3 separate regions of the Homo sapiens genome follow, and all the other regions are linked to region 2. A link is a contact called in ENCODE Hi-C data. All regions are on one chromosome and are shown on one strand. Each heading gives the region's core, a stretch centred on a gene start or an enhancer-like site at or near the end of the contact. The rest is flanking DNA. Distances are from core to core; before and after follow the strand shown.

Region 1 (4,273 bases), core at 889-3,388, 220 kb before region 2:
CAACCTCACCGTGCCCTCACCTCACCCAGGACGGTTTTCCCATGCAAGTCAGGTGCCCCGATGGAGATTTCAGAACCTTCCAAGCCAAACACGTGTGGGAAGCAGAGTCTGAACGCCAGGGGAATTCTGAGACATGGGGTGTGTTGGGCTCAGTACTGGGCACAGGGTTGGGCCAGGGACCACCCGATGCTTTCCAGGAGTGTCTGCGAAGGGCCCACCTGAACGTTCCCACTGCACGCTGCAAACTCGGTGGGATGACAGTTCACCTGGAGGCCTTGGTGGACGTCACAGGATGGAGCCACCCACCCCAGTACTGTGCCGGCCGGGAGCTGTCCGGCCGGCCCGAGGACACTGGTGTGTGCGTGGGGGTGGGGAGCGGGAGTGGGGAGTGTGCAGAAAGACAGCCTGTGGCTCCAAGTGGGCTCGCGCCTGGCGCGGCGTGTTGTGTGCGTGGCACCGGCTGCTGCCTCCGTGTGCGGAGCGGGGAGGCCCTCAAGGCTCAGGCCTCTGATGCACGAAGGAGCTGTGGGAAGAGCTGCGTCCTCAGGGCCGCCTCCTAACAGATACCCTGGGATGTGTCCTGGGGCGTTTCTGAAGGCTGCGGGCTGCCCCTCCCTCTCGGTCAGAGCCGAGGTGATCTTGGAAGCTTTATTGCCTCCCCTGGCTGCTCCTCTCTGCAGCCTTCAACTGCACCGAATCCAGGCCATGGTGGGGGCGGGGGCATCGCCAACCCCCGCACAGCCTCAGCTGTTTCTAGGTGGCTGGGCCGAGGGCCTCCTGGGGCTGAACCTTCCCAGAAGGACGGTGCTTCCACAGCAGAAACTCCCGGTCCCTTCAGAGCCCACTCCCCTGGGGCAGCAGGTGGGGACTGCGAGGGGGTCAGGCCCGCGGCTGCTGCAGCCGGGATTCCCTGCTCCAGGCTTACTTGGCCGGCTTTAAAGAGAGGGCGCCACAACATCCCACTAATGGCTGCAGGTGACGACGCTGTCACCCGGAGACGCAGGCGCCCAGCGTCTGGGCTCTTGCCTGTTGGAGGTTTGGCAGATCTCGGATCCCTGGAGGGTGAGGGTCCCTCTGGGAGCTGCTGTATCCCCTGGGGGCCACCTCTCATGCTTCCGGGCCTGGCTTGTCCACTCCATCCCAGCCAAGCCAGAGCTGAGCTACAGGGTCAGACCCAGCCAAGGTGGCGTCTGGGCAGCCGGTGCTGTAGGGTGGGCGGTCCATGAGCAGAAGCGCCAGGGTATGCAGATGGCAGGCAGAGCCCCTCTGCACCTTGCGGGGTAGGGGGGTCTTGGGTGAAGGCCCGGAAAACCAGAGAGCAGGAAGCAGCTCTCAGTCTCGGGGGGCAGTCATCCAGCGCTCCCCCCACCCCCCGCTCCTGAACCTCAGCTCCGGGGACCTCATCCCCCAGCTCCTGAGCGGCGCCTGATTGGACTCTGCTGCTCTGCACCCCGCTGGCCTCCTGGGGCCCGGCAGGGAGTAAGCAGACCCCCCTCCGTCCTCCTTGCTGCCCCCACACTGTCCCGCCAGGGTTTCCACCAGGAGCTACCGCGCACCAACTTCTGCAGGGGCTGCCCACCCGCCGCCGTCCCGTGCGCATTCGGGGGTGCTGTCCCCTCCGGGTGAAAATCCTAACGCGGGGGCTGAGAACGGCGGTGGGAACCCCTCGGCCATGGAGGGCGCCTGGGGAGGCGGGAGCTCACAGCCCCTCCCGGGTCCTCCCCCCGGGCGCTCTCCGCGGACCCCTCGGCGGCGGAAGGGGCCCCCCAGTGGGGCCGGGGGCTCACCTCGTCCTCGGGGAGGGTGGGCAGCGGCTCGAAGTCGTAGAAGTCCAGGTCTTTGCCGTCCTCCTCGTAAAGATCCGCCGCGGCCGGGTCCATGGCCTGCATCCTGCGGCCGCGCCGCGCACCGCCCCCGGGGCCTCCGGCTGGGCTGGGCTGGGCTCGGCTACGCGCGCCCTGGCTCCATGGAGACGCGCCCGGCCCTCGCCCGCCCCCGCCCGCCCGCCGCTGCCGCAGTGTCTCCAGGGGACGCGGTCAGGGATACGGGGCGGGCCCGGGGGGCGCGGGGGGCGCGGGGTGCGCGGGGGCTGCGCGGCGCTGTCCGGACCCGGCGCCTAGGGAACGTCGCTCCTTCCTGGGGGAGGCACCGGGGGCGGAGCCAGGCGTGTGGCCTCCGCGGGGAGCCACGGGGTCTGCGCCCCACCTGGGCCCCAAGGGTCGAGGGGCGGAGCCGGCGCCCAGGAAAGCTCGGACGGGCAGACCCCCTCGCCGGCTCCCGCCGCCCCCGTCCCACCCCCGCTGCTGCCGGGCGGGGCTGCCGCAGTCCCGGGGTGGCCTCTGCAGCGGCGTTGGGCAGGGCCGGGCGGGGCCCGGGGTGGGGGGCGGGGCCCGGGGTGGGGGGCGGGGCGGTCGCTGGGCCGGGGTCTCTCCTGAGCGAGGGTCTTTCGGAGGCCCGGGGATGTTGGGGGTGGGGCAATAACGCTGCCTCATCCCCACCTGGAGGCATCGGAGAGACCCACTGGGCACCCGACCCTCCCCGGTCCTGGGGGACCCTGGGGGGTCCTGGGGCTCTTGACCTCTTCCTGCCCCAAAGGCCCCCCGGGGCTTTCTTCAGCGCCAGGGTGACCCCGGCCCACGGTAGTGCCGCGGTCAGAAGAGCCAGGATAGCCCCAAGCTCGGCCAAGAGGCAGGGAGGGTGGAGGAGAATCTCACCTTCCCCGGCCACCCCCAGAACTCCCACAGGAGAGAGGGCGGCTTCAGGGCCCGGCTGTCAGCTCCCCGTCCGTGTGGCTGGCCAGGCACACAGTAGGTACTTAATCCATGCTCCTGGCTTGAAGGAGCAGCAGGGCTTTTGACCGCAGAGTGGGAGGGTGCAGTGTGTTCAGGGACGTGAATTCCCAGCACTCTGTCCCCTGGTCGGTCACCCGGGCTGTCACTCTGGCCTGGCAGGGAGTTCAGGGGCTCAGCTCCCCGGGAGCCAGGTGGGCACTGAAGCCGGAGGCTGGGAGTGGGGCAGGTGCTGGGCAGACTCCCTGCGTCCAGCCAGGCAGCCCCACCTTATTGAAAATGCCCACCCTGGGGCCCACCCTGGTCCACCGAGTCAGCAGTCAGGTGCAGCCTCCCCCATCCTTGGGTGTTTGGAAGCTTGGGCAGCAAGCCAAGGTGGAGTGGGCTGGAGCTGGAGAGGAGGAGTCTCACAGAGGGTGGCCTCAGCCAGCTGTCCCTGAGCTCTCTCTCTGTGGGCCCCACAGGGCCTGCAGCGCCCCAGTCCCTGTCTTGGAAGGAGGCGGAAGTGGCAGGCAGACTCTGCTCCAGGAGCCTGATCCCGCTGCACCCTGGTGCTCAGACCTGGACATTGGAGCTGAGCCCCTGGGCTCCTGGGCCCTCTGCTGCAGGGCTGGGGCCGCCTCCTTTGTCAGGTCTGGATGTGCCCCTGACGCCTCTCAGCTGCCACCCAGACTTGTGCCTCCGGGGGAACGCCGGGCTGACGTGACCCCAAAGGGAAGGCACCAGGGACCCCACAAGCACAGGACTTTGTCACCGAGTGCCCAGGTCACCTCACGGGCTTGGGGTGAGGATATAGACACTGAATAGGGGGCAAAGGTAACCCCATAATTTGGGGGGCAGCCATAGGGCAAGCACTCCTGGAAAGACGTGCATGCGGTTGGTAAAATGCAGAACTCACAGGCTCCTGGAGTCGGCCGTGTCAGCTTCGGCTGTTGCGGCCTAAAACCCCTCAGCAGGCATTTCCCACACCTGGGTCACTCAGCGCTGCTGCTGCTCAGGGCTGGGCACGTGGGGAGGGGCCTCGGGCAGGGGCCGCAGGCTCTTTCTTTTACGCACCTGCTGCTTTCCTTTAAAGATTTGTGGGCTTTGGTCTCTGTTGTTCTGGGGAGTGGTGGGAACTTCCAGACGTTTTGCGAGTTGTCCCGGGCGCCCGCACACTCGCCTGCAGTGATAAAGCTTTGACCCAAGTGGAGGGTGCGATGTCGGTCCTGTGTCCTGGCACCTCAGTTATGCTGGACGAGGGCGCAGTTCCTCCAGGGTCTGGATTCATCGCCCCACGTCTTCTAGAGCTGGTGAGCAGCTTCTGGGTGCCACGCGGAAACGGCCAAGAGCCCTCCGTGAGCCACAAGGAACGGCCTCCTCATCAAGCCCTCCTGCCTCTCGGTGCCAGCCCTGTGTGCCCAGCATGTGCTGGCACAGCTTCCTCCCGAGGATGCTTGTGGTGGTGTCGGAATTCTGAGGGGCTTCCCAGCTGCACGATCAGG
Region 2 (3,804 bases), core at 801-3,300:
TCTGGGGTCCAGCCTGGGAGCCCAGACACAGACACCGTCTCTACCTGGCAAGATGGGGTGATGAAATGAGAAATGAATAGATCTGGTCTCTGCTCCCGAGACCCCGCACAGGGCTCCAAAAGCCCTCGAATTTCCTGGGTGATGGCAGCAGATTCTTCCATTCAAATGAGGTGAGGCTTGGTGGCTCCTGGAGGGGGTCCAGTCACCAGAGAGACCAGCCAGGATTAGCACCTGCAGCTCTCAACCCTGCACCCACCCTCCTCCAGGGATCATCCACCATCATCCTTCATGTCTGCGATGGAGCCTCCATAAGAATGCCTGGACTATGGGTCCCGAGCAGTTCCAGGTTGCTGAACACATCCACGGGCCAGGAGGGTGGTGCCCCCCACTCCACGGACACAGAAGCTCCTGGGCTGGGGACCCTTTCCGACCCTGCCCTGTGCCCCGGCCCACCTGGCTGCCCATCTGCGGCCTTTCTCATCTCCTTTTCCTGCGTTCTGTGATAATTTTGTGTTGCACTCTTGATATTTAAGGCTAATGTGTAACTAGAAAACTGAGTTTTAATATTTAATGCCCTTGGATTTGGGAAATCTCTTACTACATTATGTTTGGATATACTTTCTCTGAGGGGATAAATATTTTATCGAGGCTGTACCCATGTGTGGAGTGTCTTTACCAACAAAGGCCCATCTGAGAACTGTCTTTGGGAAGGAATATGGTCATTTAGCAGGGATCTGAGGCTGCCAACTTCAAGACGGGGTGGGGCTCTAGGAGCCTGAGAAACATACGACGTTCAGGTTTCAAAACTATGTCCAGGCAGCTTATTTGATCCCATGTAGGTATGGTGGCCTCTCCCGGGTGGAATTCCACTCTCCCAGGTGGGCCTCTCCCAGGCGGTCCTCTCTCAGGGGGTTCTCTCCCAGGTGGGCCTCTCCTGGGTGGAATTCCACTCTCCCAGGTGGGCCTCTCCCAGGCGGTCCTCTCTCAGGGGGTCCTCTCCCAGGTGGGCCTCTCCCGGGTGGAATTCCACTCTCCCAGGTGGGCCTCTCCCAGGCGGTCCTCTCTCAGGGGGTCCTCTCCCAGGTGGGCCTCTCCCGGGTGGAATTCCACTCTCCCACGTGGGACTCTCGTGGGTGGGCCTCTCCCAGGGGGTCCTCTCCCAGGTGGGCCTACCCCAGGTGGGCCTCCCCTAGAGCTCCCCTAGTGTGCCCACCCCGGGGTGAGTCCCGGGCCCTCCCCTCCCCAGGCCGACCCAAGTCCTTCAGTGGCTCCGGCTTCCCCGCGCGGGGGCTGCGCGCCCCGCCAAGCCTCCAATTCGGGTCGGTCGTAGGCGCCGTCCGGACCCCGGCCGGAAAGCAGCCCCGGCTGGGAGGTGGGGAGCCCCGGGGGGCAGGTGGCTGCGCTGCTACCCTCTCCGTGGGGGCCGGGGCTCTGCGTCTGCTCCTCCCGCCTCGGCCACCCCCTGCTGCCAGGTCTTAGCTCGTCCCCAGACCCGGCGGCCCCATCCACGCCCGCAGCCCGCATTTCCACTGCGCGACTTTCTGTGCCCGCTGCACTTCCAGCACCGTGGCAGGGGCAAATCACCGCCTGTTAAAGTAATGACGGAATGAATGAAAGAACGAAAGAATGAAGGAATGACTGACTGACTGACTGACTGACTGACTGAATGGATGAATGAATGAATGAATGAATGAATGAATGAATGAATGAATGAGCCGACGAGCGCAGGCGCGAAGGACGCAGTCGGAAGTTCCCGGGGAAGGTGGAGGGTGAGCCCGGGGTCAGGACCAGAACCCGGGCACACAGGAGCCCTGAGCGGGGAGAGGAGGCCCGCGCGGAGCCCCCGGCGTCCCCCCACGCCGCCTTCCCTCCCCTTTCTTCTTCCCGCCCCTCGCCGGGGGTCGCTGCCCTGGTGTCTCACTCCCGCGGAGCTGGCGGGGGGCAGGGCGGGGGCGCGGCGTTGTTCGCCTTCCCCGAAGTGTGGCCCCGCCGCCGACCCGTAGCCCCGCGTCCGCGTCCCTTTCGGTCTCCAGGCAACCGTGGCCGGGTCCTCGCGGCTGGAGAACCCAACCGACAGTGGGCGGCAGGACGCACCGCGGACCCCGGAGAGAGCGGACGAGCAGGGCGCCGGCGCCATGGACCTGGTCATCACGCAGGAGCTGGCCCGCGCCGAGAGCCAGCAAGGTGACCCCAGGCCCGCCACGACCCCCGCCCCGGGGAGGCCCCGGGACCCGCCACGACCCCCGCCCCGGGGAGGCCCCGGACCCTCTCATCCCAGCCCGCCCAATGGGTGATCCCTCGAGGGCCACAGCCGGAGCCCCCACCTCCCGATCGTCTGACCAGAGCAAACGTACAGGAAGGCGCCCACACCGCTGCTCCCTGGCGGCGACAGGTTCTGACGGTGGCTGTGGCCCGGGGGCCCAAGGCGGCTGCCTGGGGCCTTCGGGATGGCGTTGCCCGGCTCACTTCTCCCAGCCCAGTGACCAAACCTTCCTCAACCACCCGTTTGGGACAGATGCTGCGTCCTTGAAGAAGGCCTACGAGTTGATCAAATCGGCCAACCTAGGGAAATCGGAGTTTGACCCCTCAGAGAGCTTCAGCCCAGACCTGTTTGTTCTGTGTGCAGAGCAGGCCCTGAAGGTAACTAGTTCCCGGGATCCTCGGTCAGGGCAGCTTTGACAGGGAGAGGGAGGGCCTCTGGGTGTGCAGCGGATGCAGAGTGGGGCTGGGGAGAGGCAGCTCCTGGCCGGGCAGTCAAGGGGCCAGGATGGAGGATGGGGCTGGAAACAGGCTCCACCTGTGCTGGGGGCCTGTTCTGAAAGCGGGCCCGTGGTGCTTCTGGGCAGGGAGGCCACCCCTCCGGGTCTGTGATCTTCTGTGGTGGTGTTCTCTTGCAGATGAGGCAGCCAGAGGTGAGCGAGGACTGCATCCAAATGTACTTCAAGGTGAAGGCGCCCATCACCCAGTTTCTGGGCCGAGCGCACCTGTGCAGGGCCCAGATGTGTGCCCCGAAGTCGGCAGAAAACCTGGTGAGAGGCGTCCTGTGCCCCTTATCCCCAACAGTTCAATTTTCACCCCATCTCCAGAGCAATGCCAGGCTAGACCAGGCTTAAAATCGTTCTTAGGGTAGTAGAGTGAAGGAATTCCTTTCCAGAGTGACACGAAACTTGCACCATTTCCTGTCCATGCTTTTTGCTCAAGTGGTGATATCTGACACACAGGACCCCTGGACCTTTGCCTCGTAGCAGCGTGGTCTCTGTGGCATCTGCGCCTGCAGCTGCCCCGAGTGGGCACAGGGGAGCTGGGGTGGGGCGGGCGTGCTGGAGCACAGGCACTGCGGTTTCTGCTGCCTCGCTGTGTCTGCGGGACGGGAACCCGGGTGCAGGTCCAGGACCTCGCCACGACACTCAGGCTGTGTCTGCCACACCGTCACCTGTGGATACACAGGTGACACACAGGGGGTACCAGGCCAACCGTGAGGGAGCCGTGGCATCCGCAGATGGGGCAGTGAGCAGGGGTCAGTATTTCGGTCTAATTGTGCTTCTTTATGTTGCCTTAGGAGGAATTTGAAAATTGCGTGACTGAGTACATGAAGGCCATAAACTTTGCCAAAGGAGAACCGAGGTAGGCAAAATTGAAGTGGCCGTTTCTCACTGACTGGGTGAAAGACTTCAGAGCCAGAACTTATCAAGTGGGTGTATTTATTTGAACTGTGGGGTTTCCCCTCGTTTGTGGTCTGTGATTTTCATGCACGTGTGATCACTCCCTCATCTCGTCAGCGTGTGGACAGGCCACATTCATGCC
Region 3 (3,931 bases), core at 819-3,318, 150 kb before region 2:
GTGGTACCTGCGGGGCAACAGCGATGGTTCCTGAGGCTGGTGGGAGCCTGGGGGCAGGCAGGAGCCCTGGGGCTGGCCTGCTGCCCCCTGAGGTGCTGCTGGTGCTGGAGACGCAACCTTGTCAGGTGTCTGAAAGGTAAGTGCGGAGACCTCAGCCAGCCTCAGAGGTGAAGCAGCCACTGGAAGACGATACTGAATGTTGGCAAAGGCATCTCTCTTGCTTGGACATTTCGAACGGAACAAGAAGAAAATGAGCAAGTGACTCAGACCGATGGCTCCTTATGCAGCGAACACTGGGTCTGCTCCGAAGCACGCCAGCCGGCGTCTGTGGCGGCCGCACATTCTAGAGGCCATTGGCATTCTCTGCACGTGCCCTGGGTCCTCACCGCCTGTCAGCTGTCCCTTACCAGCACACACAATGCATTGTTCACTCAGCTGTCAGCCCTTCCGGAACCCAGACATTCAGCAACTGCAGCAAAAGCTTGCTGGTGCCTCAGGGAGGGACCCACGATGGGCTCGGCTAGCCGATCCAGCCAGCTGCCAGCCACGAGCCCCTTCCCGCTGAAACACCCTTCCCGTGCCTGCCGTGTGCGCGGCCGCCTTCTCTCCGCCACAGCCTCCACTGCTGAAGCCCACCTACGTCTGTCCGCACTGCCTTTCATCAACTTTCTAATGGGAAGGGGCCGGCAGGGTGGCGTGGAGGAGGCCGGTGACCAGGGTGGAGGGGCTTGGGGTGGCAGGGACCCCAGCCCAGGCACAGACCAGGTTTTCACAGGGCACGGATGCCAGCTTTGCGGGAGGGACGTCGCCTCCATTGATTAAATGATTCCACATTGCCATATGCCTGCAACTCATTAGTATGATCAGCACCCAGCACGCGGGGAGCAGAGGTGCCCAGACACGCGGCCTGTCCCCGGCCCCCACTCCACAGAGCCTCCCACCCCGGCACTGAGCCCGGAAGCCCGGTCACCAGCTCGCCATTCCACAACTTTTCCAGCCTGGGAGTCCCCATACGGGTGGCCGCCCCCCCGCAGCGGCCTAGCCCCCAGCTGCAGGACCCCCGGGACCCCCGTACTCACCATGAGCGCTGCAAAGTTGCGGAAGCGTGAGCGCCGCTGGAGGAGGCGTCCAGGGGGAGGCGATCAGGTGGCGCCCTGCTCCCCGCCAGCCTCCATGGCCTCTGGAAGGTCAAAGTCCCAGACGGCGGCCAGGAGGTCGCGCTCCCGGGCCCCTGGCCTCAGGGTGACCGCGGCGGGGCGGGCGCAGTCCGGGAGCTGCTCCCATCTGTGAAGACAGCGGCGGTCAGCGGGGCGGGCGGAGGGTCCCCGCGGAGGGCAGCTCGCAGCCCCGACCCCGCCAGGGAGCAGCCGCGGCCCCTGTCGCTCCCTCCCCTCCGCGGGCGGCCTGGGGGCTGCGCCTGGGGCTGGCGGAGGCGGTGCCGGTGGGGACCGGTGGGGGGCTCGGACCGAACGCGCCAGCGGCAGATGCGTCTCCTTCTCCATATTTAAAAATCAATCTGCGCCCCACTCCCGGCTCCGGAGCCAAACTCAACCATCTCGGGCTGCACAAAGCCAGAGGCGCGCCGGGGGGTTTGCACCGGGAACCGGCACCGAGTGACCCGCCCGCCCCAGCCCGGCCGCGGCGCCTGCTCTGCCTGGATGTGGCTCGAGCTCCGGGCCGGGCGCGCGGGGCGGGGGCCCTGGATTATCCGTGGCGCCTCCCGCCCCAGCGGAGCCGAAAGTTACTCGGAGCTGCTTTCCTCGCGGCCAGTGTCACCTCGGGGCGCGAGCTTTTCTGCCGAGCCGCGGCCCCGCGCGTCCCTCCCGCCGCCCAGACCCGCGCGTCCTTCCCACCTGCTGTGGCCGAAGCGGCTGCCGGGGCGGCCGGGCCGCGCTCCCGGAGACAGACGCGCTGCGCTCCCCCCGCCGGGGACCCGCTCTCCATTCGCGAGGGCAGCGGCCGAGCTGGGACCGAGTTATCAACAGATTGCGGGGCTGCGGCGCCGGCCGGTGAGTCACAGCCCCGCGCACGAGCGGCCCAGCCCGGCCAGCAGCGCCGCCGCCTCTGCGCGCACCTCCCGCGGCGACAGCGGGGACCCGGGGCCGGAGGCAGGCGCGTAACCATGGGGACCGGGGCGGGCGATGGCGGCGGGCGGGCTCCTGCCGCAGGGTGGGGATGGCTCTTCCAGCCGGGCGGCCGCCGTCACACTGCAGAGCGTATTTAAAGAGACACCTCGCTCCGCGCTCGCTCCCCAGCACCAGACCCTCGCCCGAAAACGCCGCCGGGCGGACTGCACGACCCTGTGTTATTCCCAAAGACAATCTCCATCCGTGGAGAAGCTGCAGGAACAGAAATATACACAAGAAAATGGATTTGGAAGGAATTTTCCATCCTTTATTTAACATTCTCAAGTCCAGATATGCCAGAACCGAGGTGCACCTGTCGTGAACCCGTCTGAGTGTGAGTCAGCAGGGCAGCCGCAGCCGGTGTAGACAGACAGGGCCTGTGGCTGTGCAGAAAGCGTCCCTGTCCCCCTACCCCAACCCTCCTGCATCCTGGGCCACAGAGCTGGGCATCCAGAGCCAAGGCGAGTGTGGAGGCCAGGGTGCCAGGGGCGGCGCAGCCCAGCCTCCCACCCGCAGCGAGGTTTGGGCTCTGCACACATCCCACAGGTCCCTATCCTGCCCCAAGGGGCCTCCTACCCGACAAGGTGGGTCCAAGTCCACTCCAGTTTTCGTCACAAACTCCGTTTTCTGGGGCACGTGCTGGCCTGGTGGCAGCCTCAGCAAGAGTCTCAGGAACTGCCCTGGGGGACTCCACACCCCTCCACCTGTTCCCCCTTTGGCCCTGGGTGACCCCACACCCCTCCACCTGTTCCCCCTTTGGCCCTGGGTGACCCCACACCCCTCCACCTGTTCCCTCCTTGGCCTCCACCCTTGCATGGCTACTTCTGCCCCAGGTTCTGTGACACTGGCGCCTGTTCAGGGGGTCCCCAGGCCCTGCTGCCATGGATTTTGAGGGGCCTGAAGGATGTACTATTGGGAGGTTGTCATGAAGACTCACAGAGGCAGAATTAGATGCAGGGGTGACAGCGTTCCGCTTCCCCGGCCTCTCATTATGGGGCTTTTGAGCGGGATGTGCTCAGGGCCCCACTGCCCCATCTAGCTGGTGTTCCCAGAGCCCCTCTGTGGGGACACTGTGCTGGTCCCTGAACTCCAGCTGAGGGACACAGGGTCCAGGCAGGCGACGGTCTAGTTCCCAGCTGGAGACGCTCTAGGCACCCCAGGACCTGGCCGCCCTGACTCCCTGGACACCGTTCCCTTGGAGCCTCGGAGCCCCCCCTGGTGTCCCCTGGGTGATGGTCCTGGACAAGAGGGCTGGGAAGAAGCGGGCAGCAAGGGGAGGATTCTGCCCCAGACGTCCCCAGGCCGGGGGTCCCCATGGGCTCTGCCCTGACGTCTTACTCCTGCACCCAGCGGCTCCCACCACAGAGACTGCTCCAGGTGAGGGTACCACACTGAGCACAGGTCAGCCTGTGTCTCCCGGGAGGCTCCTGGCACATCACAGTTGGGGCCCAGAGGAGGCCCCGGCCGGTGGGGGGAGTGGCCCTGGCTTGTCTCTTTCCCTGCACACGGACTGGAGCCCTGCCCTGAGTCCCACGGGGACTTTGCGGGGGAACTTCTCGAAGGTGCTGTGGGGGCAGAGGGAGGTGGTGGAGCCAGCCAGGCTCTGGGAGGCCCCAGAGAAGCTCCCACTGCCCACCTCAGTCCTAGCTGGTTTTGGGCCCTGGGCTGGGCCCCCACAGGCTCCAAAGGGAAAGGTTGTCCAAGGGAAAGCCCTGGAGGCCGCTGGTATCCGGGTAGGACACACAGAAGGCTACCAGGTGCTGTGGGGGCCCTGGGGTCCGGCACTTGAGGCAGACAGGTCCACT

Evidence for each region. Hi-C counts contacts between places; a loop is a spot of excess contacts on that map. Pooled maps may share reads with other maps.
Region 1: a loop to region 2 is called in a pooled map, with 2.1 times the contacts of the local background. The contact joins the promoter of KNDC1 here to the promoter of CFAP46 in region 2. A Hi-C loop is called at or near these places in 1 of 50 pooled maps.
Region 3: a map of Panc1 shows a loop between it and region 2 (2.5-fold over the local background). The contact joins the promoter of ADGRA1 here to the promoter of CFAP46 in region 2. A Hi-C loop is called at or near these places in 5 of 168 maps with a recorded cell type or tissue (Caco-2, Panc1, dorsolateral prefrontal cortex and 1 more), 1 of 37 single-sample maps with no recorded cell type and 4 of 50 pooled maps.

Annotation. Positions count from the first base shown.
Region 1 is chr10:133,158,084-133,162,356 of GRCh38, reverse strand. It overlaps KNDC1 (kinase non-catalytic C-lobe domain containing 1), which reads right to left and starts at 2,138. Exons shown (of 30, transcript NM_152643.8): 1 at 1,788-2,138. The coding sequence starts at 1,889. RefSeq lists enhancers at 587-1,177, 1,178-1,767.
Region 2 is chr10:132,940,816-132,944,619 of GRCh38, reverse strand. It overlaps CFAP46 (cilia and flagella associated protein 46), which reads left to right and starts at 2,050. Exons shown (of 58, transcript NM_001200049.3): 1 at 2,050-2,184; 2 at 2,516-2,640; 3 at 2,898-3,029; 4 at 3,560-3,624. The coding sequence starts at 2,136. It overlaps LOC105378572 (a long non-coding RNA gene), which reads right to left and starts at 1,253. Exons shown (of 3, transcript XR_007062348.1): 1 at 45-1,253. LINC01166 (long intergenic non-protein coding RNA 1166) reads left to right here. Exons shown (of 2, transcript NR_120627.1): 2 at 1-653. RefSeq lists enhancers at 1,570-2,153, 2,154-2,737.
Region 3 is chr10:133,086,061-133,089,991 of GRCh38, reverse strand. It overlaps ADGRA1 (adhesion G protein-coupled receptor A1), which reads right to left and starts at 2,068. Exons shown (of 7, transcript NM_001083909.3): 1 at 1,854-2,068; 2 at 1,080-1,284. The coding sequence starts at 1,082. ADGRA1-AS1 (ADGRA1 antisense RNA 1) reads left to right here and starts at 3,295. Exons shown (of 3, transcript NR_111905.1): 1 at 3,295-3,503. RefSeq lists an enhancer at 152-914.